Linked DNA regions of Homo sapiens: regions 2, 3 and 4 are each linked to region 1. Evidence: chromatin contacts called from ENCODE Hi-C or POLR2A ChIA-PET data. All regions are on one chromosome and are shown on one strand. Each heading gives the region's core, a stretch centred on a gene start or an enhancer-like site at or near the end of the contact. The rest is flanking DNA. Distances are from core to core; before and after follow the strand shown.

Region 1 (5,359 bases), core at 681-3,180:
ACTTTTAAAGGTAAGTTTGGAAAGAGGTCTTTCTCCACCAGAGTATGAAACAGACTAGAACAACCAATCCTACAACCTGCAGGGCAGTAGCCGCTCCACTAATTGATTCTCCTTCTTTGTCTCTAGGAACTATGCCCAGGCAGAAAAAAAGTTACTGTAGGTGATGAAGCCAGTGCTCCCTGAACCAAATAAACCCTATCGACGTTACCGAACTGCCGGGCAAAACCAGAGCAACTCACTTACTTGGAAGGTGAAAAACACTTCAACATACTCCAGGCGGCAACCGACACTTAGGGGCCAGGCAGATGAAACACCATTTGTTTAAAAAGTCTATTATTTCACTGTCTCTTCAACAAAGGTGGAAAACTGATGATTAAACACTGAATAATGCCACCCACTTACTAAACCTATGATTCACTAATAAGCAGGTTCAATGCAATTCATAACTTTAAAGAATGAATTACCGAAGCCCCTTGCTTCACAAATTCCCCCAAGAAACAGAAAGAGCATTCATCACATATAACCCGACAACCATTTTTACTATGGACACCTACAGATGGCTTCTCTTCCTCTAAGGACACAATTTCCTTCACAATCCCACATGTAATCATTTACAATACCAGAAACAAACTCCAACTCAGTTCCACCAACTGGGTTTTTAAAAATCCTTGTGCCTAAGAACGTCTTTTTTCCCCAAAGTAAAATGTGCCATTAAAAAATATTTTTAAAACGCAAAAGTGCTTATCATTCCGTACTTCTTTTACTACCTTCAGCAGCCAATTATTGACGTGATAAAAGGTAGAAACTCCTGGAATGCTTCAGAGATCAACATGTGTCACAGACTCCCAGCCTGTCCGCCTCTAAGACACAGTTGGTTCCTTTGTTCCTTCTGACTGAACACCAACTCCTGATCAAAATTGGGAAACTACTTTGGAAGGGATGGGAGGGTCTGCAGAATACATCCACGGAAACCTTCATAAAACAATATTCAATCGTAATAAGGTGGACACAGAAGAAGGGAGAAAAGGCAGCCTCCCGGACTTCCACCGGGCTCACCCTAAATGGGGGCCGGCCCCTGGCTCCTGGTAAAATGATGGCTGAGGCCTCGGGTCCGTGAGCCTCGCCATCGGGAGGGGACCGCGAGTGCGGGCAGAGCGGCCCGGGGTCGGGTGGGGGCCGGGCGAGCTGTCCCTTTTCCTATTCACTTTCCCAGCCGGGTATCCAGCGAGCAAGGAGCAGGGAGGCACCCAGGCGAAAGGCGCCGCCCAGGATCCGGCTGGACAGCAGGACGGAGAGCGGCGAGGCGAGCGGTGCCCGGGGTTCGGGACCGAGAGGGCAAGCGAGCGGGGGCAACCCCGACCCGGCCCCCCGAGTCCGGCCCCGCTCAGGGGCCACGCGACGGCCGCCCCCTTGCCCAGAACTGGCACGGACGGGCGGGCCGACCCGGGGCCACTCCACAACTTGCCGGCCCGCCGCCCCGGCCCCCCGCGAGAACCCGGAGACTCGAACCAGGCAGCAGAGGCAGGATTTCCCCGGAAACGCGCCCTCCCCGCCGCCCCGACGCCCCCGCGGCCCTGCCAGCCAAGCGAGAGCCGACGCGGGCCGCGCTCCCGGGCCGTTTCCGGCGGCGCCGGCGGCCGCTACTCCTGGCGCCCTGGCCGCGGCCGTCACTCACCCCAGGCCGCCGCGGCTCCCAGCCTCCGGCTCCGTCAGGCTCGGTCCGCGAAGGCGCCTGCCGCCCCGTCCTGGCCCGGCGCCCCGGCGAGCTCTTCCCTCCGACCAGCGGCGCTCACGGCGCAGCGGCGGACGCGAGGCCACGGGCGGACGGGCGCGCGCGGGTGGCGGGCGGGCGTGGGGCCGGGTCGTCCCTGCGCCTCGCCGCCGCCTCCTCCGCCGCCGCCTCCCGAGTTCGGGGCTCTGCTGCAATGTCTGCGAGGCTGACTTTGAGCGCCTCGCTCACCGCCCGCCCGCAGCCGCGCTCCTCCCTCCGCCGCCGAGTCCGCCGCGGCCCAGTCCCTCCCCTCGCCGCCCCACGCCATTCAGCTCTTCAGCCAAGTTTCTTAACCCTTTTCTCCCCCTCCCTCCCATTGTCACCCGGTCAGGAGGAAGCCGCGCGGATCCGGGCGGCTCACAGGAGCTGCGGAACCCCCTCTGTTTCGTGGATTTCCTTCTCGCCTGCTCTCCGGGTGTCCCAGACGGGGCTGCAAGACCCGGAGGCAGCGAGAGGACCGCGTCCCCGAGAGAGGGGCTGCACGGCGCGCCCGGGCCGTCCCCCGGGCTCCCAGCTCTGTCCAGCCGCCCGCGACCGCTGCAGGCGCCTGGACAGCTCCTCCTGGGGACCGGGGAAAGCGCTCTTGGGACCCAGGCCGAATGCTCCCGTTTGGGCACAGCCTGGGGGCCGGGGCGCCCCAGACGCTCCAGGGTCCCCGCCTGCCTTAAGCGTCTACCTCCTCCCCTTCACCCCACAACACGCGCTCTCTGGGCCCCCTTTCACCCACCCACCCCCAATTTCTATCTCCTTGTAATCTGTGTGTCCTGCTTTAATGTTGGGGGGCACGGGCGCGAACTCTGGGTCACTTTGACCCCACGCCCAGCACGTAGTAGGCGCCCAGCACTCGTGTGGAGCGACTCTGGGAGGAAAACTAGGAAGGAGACCTGAGGAGCGCCCCGCTCAGCTCCCTGGACAGACGTAGGACCCAGGAGCAGGGTTAATCCTCGGCTGCTTTGTCACTGCGAAGTCTCCAGCGGAGTCTGTCAGCCAATCTGCATCATCCCCGGGAAGGATCTGACCCAACAAGACAAGGGAAAAGGAGCAGGGCTGCTACTTCTTCAGCAGCTCTCCTCGGTTCGGTCTCCGAATAAGAAATAACAATTACATCACGAGGCCGGGGCGGCAGCGCGGTGGAGCCTCTCGGTTTCCTGCAGCCTAATCTCACTGAACCCGCCTCTAAATTGGGGGGGCCACAGATTGGTGAAACGAGAAAGTGGAAGGAGGAGAGAGTCATACGAAACCATAATTTCCCCTTATCCTTGTATTTGCTGTTTGAAAAATCGTATCCTCAACGCTCCCCAGACATCTCACTAGAACTATTAACACCCCCTCAACACCTCCCCAGATGTCAGGTTTCTTTTTGACTTGAGCATCTAGCATTTAGTAATTCGCCATGAAAAAAATTACCAGGGGAAGCGAGTGTTGTTGCTGAAATTGTTTTTGCTTGACACAAAAAAGCTAAAGTACAGCTTAGTCTCACCCGAAATTCTGAAACGGCATGCCCGTGTTAAAACACTTATTACATAAGACAAATGAGCCGATGAGGCACTCCATTCTTATATGTAGGTTTTCATATCCTGAAGAATTTGATAGCATTTGGAAATGAAGTTGCTAATGCGCTTAAAAAACAAAAACTATCCAAGTCATGAAACTGTATTCTGTGCCTGTTATGTAATGGCTGTATTGTGTATTGCAAATTTCACTTAACCTTTAAACAATATGAATGAGAGTTTTAGAATACTGTCACAGTCTTGAAAGTGAAAGCAATTTTTCAAATTAATGCTTAATAAATTCAGCACCCAGCACAGTGCCGGGCACATAGTGCCAATGTTTTCCTTAGTGGCAATGGCACATTTTAAAACAATTATTTTTCATCACCCTAGTGATTGAACTATGCAATCTGTTGCCATTTTATATAGTTAAACCTCATATAATATAATACCATATTATTTGCATATACCACAATTCAAAATCTGCTCTAGGCAAAATAAAGTCTGCTGTTTTTTAGTGCATCATTTATTCAGAATTGATACAAAGCAAACCGTTTCAATTCAATGATGACCAGCATAATTGGAGCTTGGCCCTTAGTGGGGGGTCAAACTTTTTTTATGAAAATTATTTTTAACCATTATACAGATTTTTCTACAATGTATTGCAAATGTTTCTCTTAAGCAGTTTGTTGAACGTCATTTAGCATTTTCTTGATAATTCAATGTTAATTTTATTAAAAGTAATTATTGTAGTAGGTTGTAGCGGATTCAGTAAATATATCCAGTTCCTATTCTATATTCTTTCTAGGTGTTAGGAATGCTCCCAGGAGGTACAAAAGCTATCAGTCGCTGCACCGAAGGACTCTAGGATGCTATGACTTAGTGATTATCTCTGCCTTTTGTAATTTCTCTCTCTCCCCCTTCACTAACTGACAATCTATTGTCCTTACTGTTACTAGCATAGCTGCCACTAACATTCTCCTCATCTTCTGATGGGTAACTTCCAGTCTAGTGCGGACTGGGAATCCAGATAGCCTCACTTGTCACAATTCTGTCTAAAGTAAACTTAATAGGTTCTGGGTAAGGGACTAATGGGCTCACCAAGGAGTAGGGCGCACACACACCTTAGTGCATAGACTTTGGGAAAGATATTTGGACTACTCAAGTCTATCTTTTAAATACATTCCTCTTACTTCTTAACCAGGTTTTGGACCATGGAGATTGCCCAGCAAGCCGAGAATATTCCAGCCCTCCAACATTGTTGTTAAAAAGTCCACTGCTGTATGTTAGGTGACTTCCCAAAGCTGCTCACTACTTCTTCTTATTCTGTTTTCTCAACCCCACAAAAATCCAATCACTGAAATCCTGAACTCTTTTGATAGTGGCATGAGTGTTAAGTAAATTGCACACCTCTTGTGGAATTCATTTTCACTTAATCATGCTAATTATGTGGAGACTTGTTTGTTGTTGTTCTTTGTTTTTTTAAGTAAATCAATACCTAAATTTCCTGGCTAACAGAGTCATTGCAAGGATACTAGGGCATTATATGTAATATAAGAATGCCTATTTGGTAATTTGTACTTTGAAGTCAAGTCTCATTTGAATCATTTGTGATGTGAAAACAATGCTGTTGGGTTTATATACTTAAACACCTAATTATTGTTTTACGTCCAGGGTTCCTGTGGGATCACATGCCTTTAGTTCAGTCTCAGTATACCTCTCCGCCACAAAGATGTAGTCTGGGTGTGTTCTCTAGCCTTTGGTTCTGTAGCCTTTGGTGTGTTCTCTAAATCTCTCCTCTATAGCATTTTCAAAAACCGTTTTGTTAGTGGGTATTTGCTTGTCCGTATCCCACTGTAGAATGCAAGCAGTACAGGCACAGGGTCCATATCCCTCTCATTCACATTTGGGGACTTCCAGCTACCCATCCCTGTGCCCAGCAGACAATAGACATTCAGTAGATATTGGCCAACATACTGTCATACCCCAGAGGACAGAATGTATCTTTCTCTTGGGGTCCTGGCTGTGATGTAAGGGAGTTCAGAGAACATTTTGCAGAGAAAATAATGCTTCCGCTGGCCATTAAAAGGTTAAAAGA
Region 2 (5,219 bases), core at 852-3,351, 2.8 Mb after region 1:
CCTAACAGGAATTTCAAGGTATATAATCCCCCACTATATTTTTTTAAACAATAAGAACATTTCATACCCCATACTTAGTAAACAGAAAATAAAGATCATGAAAAATTTCAAATATATAATACAGAAAAAAGGAAAGAACTATTTTGAAACTGTCCAAAATCTAGAGGTTTAATAAAGTCTCTCTACTGATATGTTACAACTCAAAACTCAAATTACAGGCCAAATTTTTTTTGCAGGAATATTAAGGTTTTTTTTAGTATGACTCATAAATATCTAAACCAAAAATCAATTGTAATATGACAACACTAACTGCACCAACCCAAATAAATCCTTCCAATAGGGCTTTTTTTTGGGGTTTCTTTTTGGATTTGGAGAATTTTTCTTCATATATCTTAGGGACATTATTAAAAAAATTTTAAAAACCTTTTCAGGTTTTAAAAATTACCAACAGTGTGTGTGATCACTGAAAAGAGGTTAATCTAAAAATTTTAAAGTATTTTTCCAGATAATAAGATCATACTGGTGAGAAAAGAGTTCGGGCTCATCTCACTCAAATACTTGCATAATAGGCTCGAAAGAATAAAAAAATTGTTATGTTACTTCTTAATATAAAAAACACACAGGTCTGTTAAAATCTGACAATTCAATAAGCTCTCAAACCAGAAAACACGTTTCCCAGTCAACACTCATACTTATTTCTGTATTAGGAAAAATGGGGTTGTTGCAGGGGTCTTTAAAAAAAAAAGATTTCTCTTAAATTCGTAACTCTGTTAACTGCACCTTCATTTCCAGAAACCTTATCTTTAACAAATCTCTACACTATTCATACTTAGCACAATTTCCAATCATTGAAGACATTTTAGTTTTACCTTACAATCAGTACAAAGCAGCTGTGTTAAATTCATTCCATAAGATCAAAACTATACTGTGTCCTTACCCTCAATATTTAGCTCAAAACAAATGTGGCAGAAGGAGAGTGTTTCTTTGTCTGTTCCCAGTTTACAAACACTGCAAATGTTGTCATCATTCAAATCAATGTTTACAAACTGCTCCTCTTCGTTCATAGTGCCCCTATTAAGAAACAGAAAAGGAAAGTTACACAATTTCATGAACCTGCCTTTGGGGTAGTTCCCTTTACTGGGAACTTCTAGGAAATAAGGATGCTGTTCAGCTCATTTAAAGCAAAAGCTCCATCAAACAAGCATCGCCATACTTGCACTCCAACATTGCACTTTTCCTGTGGAAAGACACAAAGCTAGTAAAACTTAAAGCCAGGCCATAGGTGACACTATGTCCGTGTCTTTTTTGTCCTATAGTTGATTGGGTTAGTGGCACCTGAAGGAAAGAGATTTGCCGGCATTCTAGTCCTCCTCCTTCGTCCCCCAACCTCGAATAATCAGAGGGCTTAGCAGCGAGGCCTTTTCAGCTACCAGGTTCTGTCAACCTAGTTAACGCTGTGAGAAACAGGAAAAACGACCTGCACGGGACACTGCTTTGCTAACTTCATTGGGGGAACCTCAGATGCGCCTCGCGAACTCGGAGTTGCGAAGCTTCGCATCGAACGGAGATCGGCGGCAGCAAAATGCACGTGGGTACCGAATACCCGGGGAGGGCGTCCCGCCGTGTCCGGGGCAACTACACCGAAGGCCGAGCGGCGGCTTCACGGTACCGGCCGGGCACCGCCGGAGGGGCCCAAGCCGGAGCTGGGAGAGCCGCGGCATCCTGGAGCCCGGCGGGCGGGAGAGCCTCGTCCCATCGCTCCGGGATTCCTCCCAGAGGGAAGAAAGCGTCCGAGGGCCACGGCGGCCGGTCCGCCCAGCCTCAGCGTCTCGGGGAGCCGGGTCCTGGCCCGGCCTTCGGCGTTGGGGGCGCGCGGCCGCCCCCAGGGAGTCGCGGACCCAAGTCCGTCTTTCCGTCGGTCTGTCCGTCGGGGCGCCTGGCGCGCAGCAGCGCGAGGGGCCACGGGGCTCGGAACTCGAAGGAGGCGGAACGATGGGACTGGGGGTCGGGGCTCAGGTGGGATGGGAGCAGGGCTGCGGGGTCTTTACCGTCCGGCTCCGCGGGCCACCACCGCCGTTCCGTGCGGCTCGGGTTCCTCCACTATTGTTTCCGGCCGCAGCAGAGGCGGCCGCCGCGCGCCTGGCCCCGCCCTCTCCCGCCGGCTCCATCCCGTAAAGGCTGCGGGGAGGGTGGCGCGGCCGCGGGCACACCTGCGCGCTCGCCGGGCTGCTGTGGGTCCGCCCCTCCGCTCCTGCACCGACGCCGCACCTTCGCCTCGAGTTCTCCTGTGATCCCGTGTTTCCTGGCCGGAGTTTCTTACCGTTCTCTGGAACGTAGCTCCTCACACACCCCTCCTCGAGGTGCGTAGATAGACGAATCCGTTCCACCTCTCCCTTCAGCCTAGTGCAAACTACTGCCCCGGGGCGGGGGCCGCAGGCGGCGGGGGTAGGAAAGCCGCGGGTGGATGGCAGAACGGGAGAGGTGCGTGGGTGGCACTTTGACTTCAGGAGAAAGAAGCAGAATACTGTCACTGAACTTATAGTTAAGTGCCAGTTGAAGTATCTAACGAAGGAAAAGTTCATATTCAGGTGTCATGATAGAGGCATAATTTCAAATACAGAATCTTTTCAAATACATTATTTGTTGTGGGGCGCCCCTGCCCCCAATATGGTACATCCCTCAACGCCCACGGGAAAAATCCCGAAGCCCCACCTCTTATTTTTAGGTCCTGCTTGGTTCTCAAATTCTTTGCTTGACTTTTGTTTAAGCTATTCTGTTTTTTTTAGGGTATGGTTCTTGCAGTACTTTCACTTACATTTTCCATTGTAGTCCTCACAGTAACCTACAGAGGAGAAACAGGAACTGTTCTCTCATGTTGCAGCCTACGAGTAATTGACCCAGGTTATCACAGTTGGTTAGAAAAAGGCTGGGACTTGAACCGAAGGCTACTGACCTAAGATCAATGTTATTTTCTACAGCATCATATGTATGTGTTCTGGTTGCACTCACATAGAAAGAGGGCTAGCCTGTCAATCTACATGTAGGCATTCTTGAACTGATGGTTAGGAATGGACTGTCTAGATCTTGGAAACTTCTGGGCCAAATTAGCACTCCAGTTATGGCATTTGTGCCTCGCAGGAGCGATCTGTGTCCTTGCCACCTAAATTGTAGTAGATGAACAAACAACATTGACATTACTTGGTTTCCTGTTAGAAATGTAGAATCTCAGGCCCCACTCGAGATTTCCTAAATCAATACTTGCACTTTAACAAGACCGCCAGGAGATTCCTATGTTCATCGAAGTTTGAGATGCACTAATTGAAATGAAAAGCCTGTGCTTTTTCTCTTCGAATTTCTCATTCTAGGTAACTACGACTAAGATACCTTGCATGTTGGATTCTACCCATCTTTTCAATAAAAAGCATTCTTTTAAAAAGGACTCTTTTAAAGTGATTCAATAAAAGTGTTCTAAAATCACTAAAATTTAAAAATTGAAACAAGTTATTTTCACTTCTCAGAATTGTCTTCCTTCCTATGGCATTTCACATTGTTTACTTGCTATTCTTAAAACTCTTCTCTCTTGTTGTTGGCTTTTTAAAAAAAATCAAGGAATAATTTACAGAAATAAAATGCTTCCATTTTAAAAGCATTATTTGATGAGTTTTGGCAAATACATACACTTGAGTAACCACCACCCCAGTGAGGATACAGAACATTTCCACAGCCCCGACATTTCTTTCTGTTCCTTTCTGGTCAAGCTCCTTCAACATGGGATCTAATTTATATGACGAAGTGTTTTAGTTTTGTCTGTTATAGGAATTCATATACATAGAATTAAGCAGTGTGTGTTCATTTGTGATTGGCTATTGTCATGCAGCATGTTTTTGAGATTCACGATGGTATTTTGTAACAGTGGTTTCTTTTCACTGCTCGTCTTAGTCAGTTTGTGTTCCTATAAAGGAATACCCAAGGCTGGATAATTTATATAGAAAACAGGTTTATTTGGCTCATGGTTCTGGAGGCTGTACAAGAAGCATGGTGCCAGCATCTGTTTCTGGTGATGGCCTCAGGCTGATTCCATTCATGATAGGAGGCAAAGGAGAGCCAGTATGTGCAGAGATCATGTGGCCTGAGAGTGAGCAAGAGAGAGAGGGGAGGAAATTCCAAGCTTGCTCTCTCTTTATTTATTTTTTATTTTTTATTTTATTTTATTTAAAAACGAGTTCCACTGGGAATTAAGAGTGGGAATTGATTCACACCCTAGAGAATGGCACCAAGCCATTCATCAGGGATCCATAACTAAGCTCCAACCCCTTGCTCTCCACTCCCCAACCAAGCTTCACCTCCAACGCTGGGGATCAGTGGGGCATGGGGGCTCATACCTGTAATCTTAGCACTTTGGGAGGCTGTGGTGGGCTGATCGTTTGTGTCTAGGTGTTCGAGACCAGCCTGGGCAACATCGTGAAACCCCATCTCTACCAAAAAACCCCACAAAAATTAGCCAGGCAGGGTGGTGCATGCCTGTAGTCCCATCTACTCAGAAGGCTGAGGTGGGAGACTGGCTTGAGTCCTAGAGGTGGATGTTGTGTGAGCTGAGATTGTGCCACTTCACTCCAGCCTGGGTGACAGAGTAAGACTCTGTCTCAAAAAAAAAAAAAAAGAGAAAAAGATGTCCACACGCTAATTCTTGGATATTTTGAATATGTATGTAACATAGCAAAAGAGACTTTGTAGATATAATTAAGGTTATAAACTTTAAAATAGGTTTTCCTGGATTATTGCGCTGAGCCCAATCTAATCACATGAACCCTTATAACCAGAGATCTTTCTCCAAGTAAGCTCAGAGAAATGTAGCAAAGAGAAAGTCAAAGTGATTAGAAGCATGAGAGGGACTTGACCCACCATTGCTCTAGGAGCAAACACTGGTCTCCAGCTGGTAGCCAGCAAGGAAATGGGAGCTACAGTCTTTAAACTGCAAGGAACAGAATTCAGCCAACAGCCTGCATAGATTGAGAAGCTCATTTGAACAATCTTCCAACACTTTGATTTCAGCCTTATGAGATTCTAAATAGAGGAGTCAACTGAATCATGCTGTACTGGAATTTTTACCTACAGAACTGTGAGATAATAAATGGGTGTTGTTTCAAGCCATTAAACTTGTGTTAGTTATGCCAGCATTACAAAGATTGAATGTCGAAATTTTTAAAGAAGGTTGAGAT
Region 3 (5,697 bases), core at 2,675-5,174, 2.4 Mb after region 1:
GATCTATTAGTGCTGAGACATTTTTGTAAGGATGGATGCTTTATTAACCACAGTTATTTGTGTATCTGTAATTATAGCCTTGATGGAGCAAGGATCATCACCTTTAAGCTGGTTTAGAGGCTATATAATGTGGAGTGCTTGGTGCATTACTAAGACAGGGCAATTCACTTAATGGCTGTGCACTATTTCTTAGCTTGGTTTGAAGACAAAAAAGAATAATTTATATGTTCCAGAATAAATGAGATTATCTTATTATAGCTTCCAGAAGACATAATTTCCAAGCTGACAACAGCCACAAATGCATTTTAAGGTGTCTTTAATATATTTCACATAACTGCATAATTTTAGCTACTGTTTATGAAATAATTTAGTCACAAACCAAAGTCTAAAAATGACTTCATGTAACTTTTTAAAGAACAATACTTCCCCAAATAAGATCGACTGCTTCTTTCAAGATTATTTAAATCTTAGAATGGTACATTTTAAAAAAATCTGTGTTCAGTAATCTAAAGCAGCAGAAAAAAATTGATGTAAAACTTACGTTTTAAAAAACGCATTCTGGGCTGGGCACAGTGGCTCACGGCTGTAATCCCAGCACTTTGGGAGGCCAAGGTGGGCGATCACCTGAGGTCAGGAGATCTAGACCATCCTGGCTAACATGATGAAACCCTGTCTCTACTAAAAATACAAAAATTAGCCGGGTGTGGTGGAGTGCACCTGTAGTCCCTGCTACTCAGGAGGCTGAGGCAGGAGAATCGCTTGAATCCAGGAGGCCAAGGTTGCAGTGGGCGAGATCACGCCACTGCACTCCAGCCTGGGCGACAGAGCGAGATCCTGTCCCCCTCTCCCAAAAAAGCACATTCTGAAAAGATATATTTAAGGTGCAATGATTTGTTGTTGCACAGATACTTAAATTTTATTAACATATTGCCATAGAAAATAAGCATTCAATTCAACTTGAGAAATACTTGAGAACCTAGTATGTGCTTTCAGAAGTGACGAAGACAAAAAAAAAATGTGCTTTTTCAGCCTTCTAGAAGTATTTAGAACAAGAAAAGTGATTAATAGGTATGCAAATGCCTAACACAGAAGGAGGCAAAAGCTAAGAATTAGAAGAAAAAGTACCAGGAAAGGGATTAAGATAAAAATCCTTTTGGGTAGTTGTTGTTCCTCTTCCTCCTCCTCCTCCTTCCTCCTCCCTTCGTCCTCCCGGTCCTCCTCCCTCCTCCTCCTAAATCCTTTCGGGTAATTCCTCCCCCCCCCCTCCTCCTCCTAAATCCTTTTGGGTAATTCTTCCTCCTCCTCCTCCTCCTTTTCTTCTTCTTTCTGCTTCCTTCTCCTTCTTGGATCAAGGCTCTCTGCAACCTCTGCCTCCTGGGCTCACTTTATTAGCTCCACTTACTGAGATCCTGCTTACCGGGTTCCTGCACATAGTAAGTGGAAGATAACAAAACTAATATTGGATAATATTTGTCCTCCTACCTCAGCCTCCGGAGTAGCTGGGACTACAGGCACTGCGCGCCATCACATCCGGCTCATTTTTTATTTTTAGTAGATATGGGGGGTCTTGCCATGTTGCCCAGGCTGGTCTCGAACGCCTGGGCTCAGGCGATCGTCCACCTCTGCCTCCCAACATGCTGGGAGTTCGAGACCAGCCTGGCCCATATGGTGAAACCCCGTCTCTACTAAAAATACAAAAATTAGCCGGGCGTGGTGGCGCGCGCCTGTAGTCCCAGGTACTCGGGAAGCTGAAGCAGAAGAATCGCTTGAACCTTGGAGGCGGAGGTTGCAGTGAGCCGAGATGGGGTCACTGAACTCCAGCCTGGGCGACAGAGCGAGTATAGAAAAGTTCTCGTAGAACACTGTTAAACAGATGAACAACTTCAATACTTGCTCTTCTCTGCTTGATTTCATTTAGTGTGGTGAGTAAAAATTTAAATTCCAAATATTATTTACACGCAATTATATCCAGTAGAATTCCTGTTTGCTCAAATGGGAAGTCCCTAGCCGTTACTCATGTTGTCTTACGTCTGTATTGAACTCTTATTAGTTTGTAAAAGCTTTGGCAGAACTTTACAATCAGATGGTATGATTTTGCAAAGCCACTTCCTCTTACTACCACTGGTCATCTGTCATTTATTGGGCTGCCGTAAAGCAGGATTCCCCTTAAATCAAATTAAATTGGAATCACTTGAGTAAGGCTCAGGTACTAGTATATATATACATATATAGATAGATAGATAGATAGATATATTTTTTTTTTTTTTGAGACGGAGTCTCGCTGTGTCGCCCAGGCTGGAGTGCAGTGGCGCAATCTCGGCTCACTGCAAGCTCCCCCTCCCGGGGTTCACGCCATTCTCCTGCCTCAGCCTCCCGAGTCGCTGGGACTACAGGCGCCTGCAACCACGCCTGGCTAATTTTTTGTATTTTTAGTAGAGACAGGGTTTCACCGTGTTAGCCAGGATGGTCTCGATCTCCTGACCTCATGATCCGCCCGCCTGGGCCCCCAAAGTGCTGGGATTACAGGCGTGAGTCACCGCGCCCAGCCAGGCACTAGTATTTTTAAAACATTCTCCAAGTAATTTTCATGTGCAGCCAGAATTGCAACTCACCAGGCTAAACTGCAGTTGCGCAATTCTGGTCTTCTTGATACCTGATTTCTTTGCCCCTTCTCTTTTCTGGTTCAATGCATAATAAGAATTTTCCAATATTAGTTTTATTAGCTTCCACTTACTGAATTCTGCTTACGGGGGTTCCTGCTTAGTCTAGATAGTAAGCAGGAACTTACAAACTATGTAAGCTTATAGACTACATAAGCAGGAACCCTGTAAGCAAGAACTCAGTAAGTGGAAGCTAATTAAAACTACGTGCCAGGCAGGGTGCCAAGCATTTTTTGTGCATTATCTCATTTAACTTTCATAGCAACCCCGAAGTAGGTGCCATTTCTATGAAACCTGCCCAGTTACTGCCCCACTCCGCGGAATAAGCTCTTACCCACCGCTCCTCTTCTTCAATTCATTTCTGTTATGGAACTGTCGCGGCACTACAAAGTCTCTATGTAGTTATAAATAAACGTTATCTGGAAGAGCAGCCGACAACAACTTTCAAGATCTCCAATTCCCCGACCCCACACTCCAACTGACGCCTTCAACCACAACTACTGAGCCCCACTTTCAAAGCTCACTCACTAATATTGGATAATAGTTGTCTGCCTACCTCAGCCTCCGGAGTAGCTGGGACTATAGCGTCTTACTAGCCAGCTTCAGGGCTAGAATAGCCTTTCTGTGCAAGTGGAAAAAACCTCAGGTATTTCCCAAATCGGTAGCTGCAGAGGGGCTCTATCCCTACCAGAGATGGAGAAAAGCCCTCTCGCGCTTTTTATGTCAGCCAGAGCGGCTCGTTAAGAGAGCGAAGGCCAGGGGCTGCACAGGTCGCATCCCGTGAGCATGAGGTCAGAGAACCTGCCCCTGGGGCAAACCGCGAGGGGTGGGACGGGTGGGTGCAGGCGGGGCGGAGGGTAGGAGCCGCCCTAGTGGCGGCCCCTGGGAGTGTCCCGTGCCTCGCCTTAAAGGAGGGCGCCAACGCAATTTCAGTATGTGGGAGACGGGCTGCCCCACCCCCGCGCGCAAAACCCTGGTTTAGCTTAAGGGATGGAGGCGGGGACCCCTGCGCAGGCTTGCGGCGTGGGAGGCGGCCGCCCGCGACCTACGACGCCGCGCGCCGGGAGGCTGAGAGTTCGGCGCCGGGAGGGTCCCGGGGACAGAAGAGCGCCTCGCCCGGTTGCCAAGGCAACCCCACGCGGCTGGAGAAGCCGGCGCTCGCAGCCCGGCCCGGGCCGCTGCCGGAAGTGACGCGAGTTCACCTGCCGAGCGGGGGCTGGGAGGAGGGGCGGAGGGTGCAGAGGTGCCGCCGCCGCCGCGAGCCAGTCGGGAGCGCGCGAGGCGCGGGGAGCCTGGGACCAGGAGCGAGAGCCGCCTACCTGCAGCCGCCGCCCACGGCACGGCAGCCACCATGGCGCTCCTGCTGTGCTTCGTGCTCCTGTGCGGAGTAGTGGGTGAGTAGGGGCCATGGGGTCCTCAGCACCCGCCCAGCCCGGGGGCGCTCGCTGCCCGCGGCCACCCAGGAACAATGGGGCGTGGGGGAGGGGGCGGGCGCGATTTGGGGGCGCTGCTGCAGGGGCGGCGGGGCGGGCAGAATTGCACAGGGGCGCTTTTGCTGGGCCGGGCGCTCCTGGAGCCGTCCCGTAGGGAGCCGCGCAGGGCGCGCGGAGTGCCCGGGGACGGAGCCCTCGGCGGGGGGTGGAGGCGGAGGGGCTCGGGCGCGGCGTGTCGGGTGCGCCTCGCAGCTCTCCCATAGCATTCTCTGCCCCGGTGCGGGCTTGCCTTTCTTTGCTCTCGCCGTCTCCCTTGTCAGCCTTCGTGTCGGTTCTCTCCAGCGTTACCCGATTTCAAAAACCTTGGGCGGCGAGTTTTCAGGTGTCGAGTCGCCCAGGCGGGGAGGCTGAATTGCAAACGCCATTATTCAATGGACATGGAGCTGCCCGGTGCCTCGGATCGGCCAGGCTACCTCTAGGAAAGAGGCGCTGAGCGAACGCCAGCCTGGACGGTGTTAGTCTCCTGGAAGCAGCTCGCCCAGGCAGGAGCTGCTAACCAGACGCGCATTGTGAAGGAGACCGTGGAAAATCAAAAGTGGGTTCCTGCAAAAATGTAGCATTGGTTTCTGCAGTCCTTGGGCGAAGTGCAAAGGAGAATTCAGTGACCTCGTTTTTGAGTTTGTAATGAGTCGTTCATTTTGGAGATAAGACGGGCTGAGTTGTACAGGGTAATTGCTAGAGGATTTGCCAAGTGCGTTTGTCGACTGCTCCTTTCTCTGGGAGGGGAAAAAAGGCATGTGAAAAATGCGTGGACCATTAGGAGGCGTAATCATTTTGACACTTTAAAAAACGGATTTTCCATGTCGGTGTTTTAACCAACTGATCTTGTTTGTCAAACTAAGCACTTGCTGCGTTTTATAACCAAATAATTCATTTTTAAAAATCCGTAGGTGGGATCCTAGGAGGCGCACTTAGTATAGCCTCTGGAAGGGTAATTTTTTGTTGTTAGGTGCTCTGAAGCAGGATCTAGTGGCCCTTTCTGTTGGGATGGCTCTCTGCTTCCTGTTGAAATGTTAATTCCATTGTTGGATGCCACAGCTGTGAGCATTACTCATGGGATCAACATTCTATTAGCAAGTCTAATCTTCGATCTGAGCCTATAGCACTACCTCCACCTTTTTGATATATATCATTTAGACTTGGCGGGCTGAAATGTCCAAAGTAAGCCTTCCGGAGAAGATGAAGGGTCATAGAACCAGTTTACAGGTACATTCCCACCTTTCTTTCTTTTTTTTCTTTTTTTTGTCTAGGCCGAACCTGAAGATGAAGTTGAGAACACAGTGTGTTCTCTGGGAAAAAAAAAAAAAATAGTTTTAGACCACATCTAAAGCAGAAAAGTGGAAGAACATAAATTATGTGGAGGAACTTTTTTTTTTTTTTAAATGGAGTTTCGCTCTTGTTGCACAGGCTGGAGTGCAATGGCGTGATCTTGGCTCACCACAACCTCCGCCCCCCGCGTTTAAGCGATTCTCCTGCCTCAGCCTCCTGAGTAGCTGGGATTACAGGCACCCCCCACCATGCCCGGCTAACTTTTTTATTTTTAG
Region 4 (5,925 bases), core at 2,148-4,647, 2.5 Mb after region 1:
AATCTAAGTTTAAAATTCTGTGAAATGATTTGAACTTTAAAACATAAAAAAAGTCTACTTTAAAATCTAGAACTGTAGAGCTATTTTATAACAGAAAAGTTCGGCAGTTCCTAGAAAGGTTAAACACAGAGTTATCATATGACACGGCCAATTCTACTTCTATTTGCCCAAGAGAAATGAAAACATATGTCCACACCAAAACCTTGTACAGAAATGCCCATAGCAGTATTCATAATAGCTAAAAAGTGAAAACAATATGTTTACCAACTAAAGAATGGACAAATACTGTGTTATACACACGTATGGAATATTATTCAGCAATGAAAAGGAATGAGTACTAATACAAGCTACAATATGGGTGAACCTTGAACACAGAAATGCCCACAGCAGTATTCATAATAGCTAAAAAGTAAAAACAATCTATATGTTTACCAATTAAGGAATGGACAAATACTGTGGTATATACATGTAATGGAATATTATTCAGCAGTTAAAACGAATGAGTACTAATATAAGCTACAACATGGGTGAACCTTGAATACATCACACTAAGGGAAAGAAGCCAGTCACAAATGACCACATATTGTACGATTCCATTGATATGAAATATCCAGAATAAGCAAATCTATATAGACAGAAGACAGATTAGTGGCCTACGGGGAAGTGGGAAACCAAGAAAAGGAGCATTGCTAATAAGTACAGGGTTACTTTTTGAGGTGATAAAAATATTTACTAAATTTCACTATAGTAATGGTTGTACAACTTTGTGAATATACTAAAACCATTGAACTGTACATTTTAAATGGGTGAATTGCATGGTATATAAATTAAATCCCAAAACTGTTCTACATAAAAAATTTCAGCATTGACTTTCCGAAAGTACTCTTTCAGGAAGAGAGATACATTTATCCACAAGTTAAGAGACACAAAAACTAGTGGATCTATCAGGACATATTTAAGAAATGGAAATTCAGGTCACCCGCAGAAAAACAAACTAAAAGAAATAATCAGAGATTTAGCTACATTTTGGATTGCCTCAAAGGACTTTAAAAATGGTATATCTGATTTATCATTGATTAATCCTTAAGGGCAAACCCTTGTCCTAAGATTGTTTTGATGTATGTTGTCTCTACTCAGTGAGCTCATTCATCTGGCTGCTGTAACCTGGAGTTATTAAGATGCTGCCTTTAGTAAGCAACATCACCTTTTTGGGAGCCAATTACGTATTAAAAACATACAGCCTCTGCTATGTTTAGCATAAAAACAACTAACCTAGCAGTAGTTTGTGTTCCCACATTTCCAAAAAAATAAAGCTGATTGTTAGCTTTCTTTTCTCAAACTGCTCTTTCAGTCTCTCTTCAGAATATGACTCCTTTATTCCAAGTGCAAATTCAAACAAGGAACCTCACTGTGAAATAAATTCTACACAGTTATCTGAGAGGTGTGCTGGCAGCCGCAGATAGCCTGATGGAGGGGAAGGCACACAAATCTTCCTCCCAGAACCCTAGAATGAGAAATTCACCTTCTACAGCCAGCTAGCAGGCACCGGGCATGGGTCCACACACGAGTGTACACGTATACATAACCCCAGCCCACCACGACTGCTGTGCAGCCTCCTCCTGAAAAATGTAAGCCATTTCCACTTTGTAAAGCTACGTTTATATTCCACCACGATACGATGGAAAAGAAAACCCAAGGCAATTTAATATACGGGTTGGGAAGAAAGTTTTGCTGATGGAACTACATTAGCCTCCACTCCAGCAAAGCAAACAAGGAACCACACTAAAGAAATGTACTGAATCTTTTAACTAGATCTTTCTCCTCATTCATTACATTTGCCAACTATGTGCCACATATCTGAGTTCTGGATTTGTTTCTGTTTGCTCTGCTTCATATAAAAAAATAGAAAAGAAGGAAAGAACCACTTAGTGGTTGCTTTTGGTTGTAACACAAGATGACTCATTTGGACTTTTGTTTTCCCCGTTTGAAGAAATGATAGCTCGAACAGCTGAAAAATAAGCCCACTCCCACCAGTATTCTAGGAGTACCAAAAGGTGAAAGAGGGAGAGTTACAGTCAGGGCAAGAACCACCAGAGGCAAGCAGGGCCAAGAAGACCTCAGGCGTCTTGAGTAAGTAGGCGTCCTCCACCCACACTCAGAGCAAAAGGCTCCCATTTTAAATATCGCACGGTGACGTCATCCTGGGACCTCGTCACCGCGGCGGCTGCTCCTCAAGTTCTACTTTGTTCCACAAGGCTCCTCTGCTCACGGCTGCGTGGATAAAACCCAAAGGGAATCCAGAATCAAGCTCGGCCTCGCAGGAGTTTATAACTTTTGTACTTTTCCCTCCCTTGTAACGAAAAGCTAATCGCAAACGTTTCTAGGAACACATTTTTCTCCTGATAGACGTTCCCAAGGTGGAGGGCGCGAGAAGACTGGCCCGTGGGGTGAGGAGCCCCGGCCCGACCTCAGCGGCGCCACAAAGCCATGAAGAGGGGAAATAATTTTCCAAGGGGCTAAGAGTTGGACTTTCTGAAGCCATCGAAACCTGCTGCTAGGCTCTCCCGCTGGGGTTTTGAGAGAGGTAGGTGAGGAGGGATCAAACATCTCCACCCGCTCTTGAAAGAACCGCCTTGAGCTGCGCCCAACTTCTGCAATCCCGGTTTTCCCCAAGTTCAAGGGGAAGGGCCCTGGCGCCCAATGCCCAGCCTCCCCGACAACATCCTCGCCAGGGTGCGCCTGCCCCGCGGGTCCGCTGTCCCCGGCGGGCGGCCCTGGGTTCGAGGACCCGGCTTCCCGGAGGCGCGACTCTCCAGCAAACAAGCGGAGCTCCAGAAAAAACACCGACGCGAAGGGGGTGGACAGAGGGTGGGAAGCCGCGGGGTTGTCGCCCACCCGGAGGCGGAATGTAACGCGCTGTGGGAAACGTGGCAGGAGCCCTGAGGCGGCGTCTTTTTCCTCAGGCGCCCGCCGAGGGTCCCGCGGAAAGCCTCGCGGGCCGCCCTCGCGGCCCGCAGCCCCGCTCTGGCGCCGAGCCGGAGCCCATGCAACCTGGTTCCATCCCCTGCCCCTCCCCTGTCCCCGGTGCGCCGCCCGCCAGCGAGCCTTCGACGTGGCCGCAGGGGCGACGGGACCACCCTCCCCCGATACCCACAGCCCCGCCATGTCTGCCTTTCCCCGGCCCGGTCTCCTCACCGCCGCTGCCGCCGCCGCTCTTCGGCCGGAGATTCGGCGGCCCAGACCGTGTCCTGGCCGGGAACTGAGGGCTCCGCCTCAACGGGCCCGCGCTGGGCAACAGGGAGCGCAGCGAGCCTCGTCCGGCGCGTGCGGCTCCCGCGTCGTCGGGCGGCCAAGCGCGCGTTGAGAGGACTGGCGGGCGGACGAGCGCGCACACGAGTGAGCGCAGCCCCAAAGCGGCGCGCAGGGGGCTCGCGGCCCGGAAGAGGGGAGGGGCGATGACCCGGGAAAGGGTTGGCGCGCGCGGGATCGGCTCGCGCGCCTGAGGGGCGGTGCCGGGGGCGGGGCTTCGCCGCGAGGCCACCCCCGAGCCCCGGGCCTAGCCGCACGGGAGGCGACACACCCTCGCCCTACCCTGAGCCTGGCGCAGACCCTCGACCGCGACGGCGCGGTCCGCAGAACCGCGGGCTTCCCTCCCCGGCAAAAAGCGGCGCTGAAGGCCTGTGGGACCCCCGCCCGGCCGCCCTACGTGCGTCAGCGCCTTCGGGGGTCGCGCGGGCTTGGTCCTTTCGGCTGTCTCGGCCTTTTTGTTTCCCCCTCAGGTCTCTCCACGCTGCACTTGACACCCTCAGGGCGGAATGGCGAGTTCTAGACCCAGCTCTCTAGACCCGGGGCTTCATGGGGGACACGGACTCGACGGGAAGGGGAACTTGGCATTTATGGACAGATCCTCATCCTTCTTGCTGTAGTCAATTACACGCACGTTAACCGTGCAGCCGCCCTGCTGTATTTTAGGCGGTTGTTGGCACTCCTAGTTGGGCCCTTCCCTGGCCCCTCACAGCAGGGCCTGCCTCCTGTGGACGCTTGTGTGCTGCCCTGGCACCGGCCACTGTGTTTTGCATAAAGGAGAGGCTCCAAAGATGTTGGCCAAAGGAATGAAGCCTTGAGAGTCCAGGCTTTCTATTTCTGAGACACTCTACTCAAGGACTTCCCAGATGCAAAGCTTCATCTTTGAGCAAATACAAATATGGAGAGGGAACATTAACTTTCTGAAGAAAAGAAGGAACATCTTTTCAACCTTTTATATTGAGTTAACACCATGGTCTTAGTTTTGTGAAAGCACTTTAATACATCCAACTAGCGGGAGGAATACAAGATATTCCTACCTTTTTATTATTATTATTAAAAGAGGGCTAAACCATGTTGTAAACTACTTAAGAACTGAATGTTCAAGTTGTACAGTATATTGGCCAGATTCCTTACTGCCCACTAGGCTTGGGAGCATGTTTTCAGCTCAGTTTTATGAATGTTTTAAATTTGTATTACTGATCTTTGTTATAGCCAATTAGCAATTCAAAATGGTAATTTTTTTAGCAGTAATAAATATACCATCCCCCAAACAGTACAATAAACTTTATTTGTAAAAAAAAAAAATTATACTCTTCTAGGACTTAGTCTACTTACTGGTACATTTAAAGAGGATATTTACACCTTGGAGTCTTCTAGGAGGTGTGAAGGTGTTTTTATTTTAAAATCATAACAATCTGATGAGGTTATTTTTACAGATAAAGGCCTTTAATTCTGCAGTTTCATAAAATAGCTAGGTAACCACCCACATTACTCAAAATTTGTCCAGAAATTTCTATAGTTTAGGATTAGTATTTTGTGTAGTATTTATAAATCTGTGGTCCACATTTTCCAGTCTTAGAGCAGTACCATATTCAAAAAATACAGGCAAGAACCTGAAACCCAATTTCAAAATGACTTTTAAAAAATTCTCAGGCTGGGCACTGTAGCTCATGCCTGTAATCCAGTACTTTGGGAGGTCAAGGAGAGAGGATCATTTGACTCCAGGAGTTCAAGACCAACCTGGCCAACATCATGAAACCCAATCTCTACAAAAAATACACAAATTAGCCAGGTGTGGTTGCATGCAGCTGTAGTCTCAGATACTCTGAAGGCTGGGGTGAGAGGATCACCTGAGCCCAGGAAATTGAGGCTGCAGTGAGCTATGATAACATCATGGCACTCCAGCCTGGGTGACAGAGCAAGACTCTGTCTAAAAAAAGAAAAAAAAATTCTCATAGCTGAACACTGTGAAATAGACACATAGCAAACAATGTCTCTTAAACACTTTTTCTCTCATCCACTTCCCTTGCACACACAGTATTTGTTTTTATGTCTCTTTCAAAACTTGCCCTACTCTTGTGTGCTTCAGATGCTTTGCCCCAGCTCTCTTTCCTTGTGAGTTGGAATCACAAAATCACAAATGAATTGGTATGGCAAGGCAGAGCCCTCCTCTTTATGGGACTGAAAGAGGAGAGCTGCTATAAACTAAATGTTTGTGTCCCTCGCAATATTCGTATGTTGGAGACTAAATCCCCAATGTGATGGTATTTGGAGGTGGGGCCTTTGGGAGACACTTAGGTCATGAGGGTGGAACCTTCATGAATGGAATTAGTGCCCTTGTAAGTGGAAACATGAGAGAGATGATCACTCTGTCTGCTCTCTTGCCAAGTGAGGATATAGGGAGAAGACAGCAAACCAGAAAGCATACCTTCACCAGACACTGGATCTGCTGGTACCTTGATCTTTAACTTCCCTACCTCCAAACTGTGAGAAATTTCTGTTGTTTAAGCCACACAGTCTATAGTATTCTGTTATAGCATCCTGGAATAAGACAGGAGCAGAGCTGATGTAAATAATTACAGTAGTTCCCCCTTATCCACGGTAGGATATGTTCCAGGA

Evidence for each region. A loop is a pair of places that touch in the nucleus more often than their neighbours do. ChIA-PET counts read pairs that join two places held with the same protein, here RNA polymerase II (POLR2A). Pooled maps may share reads with other maps.
Region 2: a map of CD8-positive, alpha-beta T cell shows a loop between it and region 1 (6-fold over the local background). The contact joins the promoter of C21orf91 here to the promoter of NRIP1 in region 1. A Hi-C loop is called at or near these places in 2 of 168 maps with a recorded cell type or tissue (CD8-positive, alpha-beta T cell and naive thymus-derived CD4-positive, alpha-beta T cell), 2 of 37 single-sample maps with no recorded cell type and 9 of 50 pooled maps.
Region 3: a loop to region 1 is called in a map of CD4-positive, alpha-beta T cell, with 9 times the contacts of the local background. The contact joins the promoter of CXADR here to the promoter of NRIP1 in region 1. A Hi-C loop is called at or near these places in 2 of 168 maps with a recorded cell type or tissue (CD4-positive, alpha-beta T cell and naive thymus-derived CD4-positive, alpha-beta T cell) and 4 of 50 pooled maps. POLR2A ChIA-PET finds 5 or more read pairs at or near these places in 1 of 52 experiments (activated CD4-positive, alpha-beta T cell).
Region 4: a loop to region 1 is called in a map of CD8-positive, alpha-beta T cell, with 12 times the contacts of the local background. The contact joins the promoter of BTG3 here to the promoter of NRIP1 in region 1. A Hi-C loop is called at or near these places in 6 of 168 maps with a recorded cell type or tissue (CD4-positive, alpha-beta memory T cell, CD8-positive, alpha-beta T cell, endothelial cell of umbilical vein and 2 more), 3 of 37 single-sample maps with no recorded cell type and 23 of 50 pooled maps. POLR2A ChIA-PET finds 5 or more read pairs at or near these places in 1 of 52 experiments (HEK293).

Annotation. Positions count from the first base shown.
Region 1 is chr21:15,063,070-15,068,428 of GRCh38, forward strand. It overlaps NRIP1 (nuclear receptor interacting protein 1), which reads right to left and starts at 1,931. Exons shown (of 4, transcript NM_003489.4): 1 at 1,676-1,931. It overlaps LINC02920 (long intergenic non-protein coding RNA 2920), which reads left to right and starts at 4,001. Exons shown (of 2, transcript NR_186411.1): 1 at 4,001-4,143; 2 at 4,466-4,768. RefSeq lists enhancers at 283-332, 2,783-2,832 and silencers at 1,163-2,022, 2,273-2,452.
Region 2 is chr21:17,817,255-17,822,473 of GRCh38, forward strand. C21orf91 (chromosome 21 open reading frame 91) reads right to left here and starts at 2,102. Exons shown (of 5, transcript NM_001100420.2): 1 at 2,049-2,102; 2 at 938-1,071. The coding sequence starts at 1,064. All of the region lies in intron 2 of LOC124900465 (a long non-coding RNA gene), which reads left to right. RefSeq lists a silencer at 1,717-2,496 and an enhancer at 2,747-2,796.
Region 3 is chr21:17,509,119-17,514,815 of GRCh38, forward strand. CXADR (CXADR cell adhesion molecule) reads left to right here and starts at 3,925. Exons shown (of 7, transcript NM_001338.5): 1 at 3,925-4,054. The coding sequence starts at 4,012. RefSeq lists silencers at 3,376-3,495, 3,556-4,095.
Region 4 is chr21:17,609,504-17,615,428 of GRCh38, forward strand. BTG3 (BTG anti-proliferation factor 3) reads right to left here and starts at 3,398. Exons shown (of 5, transcript NM_006806.5): 1 at 3,196-3,398. It overlaps BTG3-AS1 (BTG3 antisense RNA 1), which reads left to right and starts at 2,183. Exons shown (of 1, transcript NR_149073.1): 1 at 2,183-4,611. It also overlaps a transcript of CXADR not described here.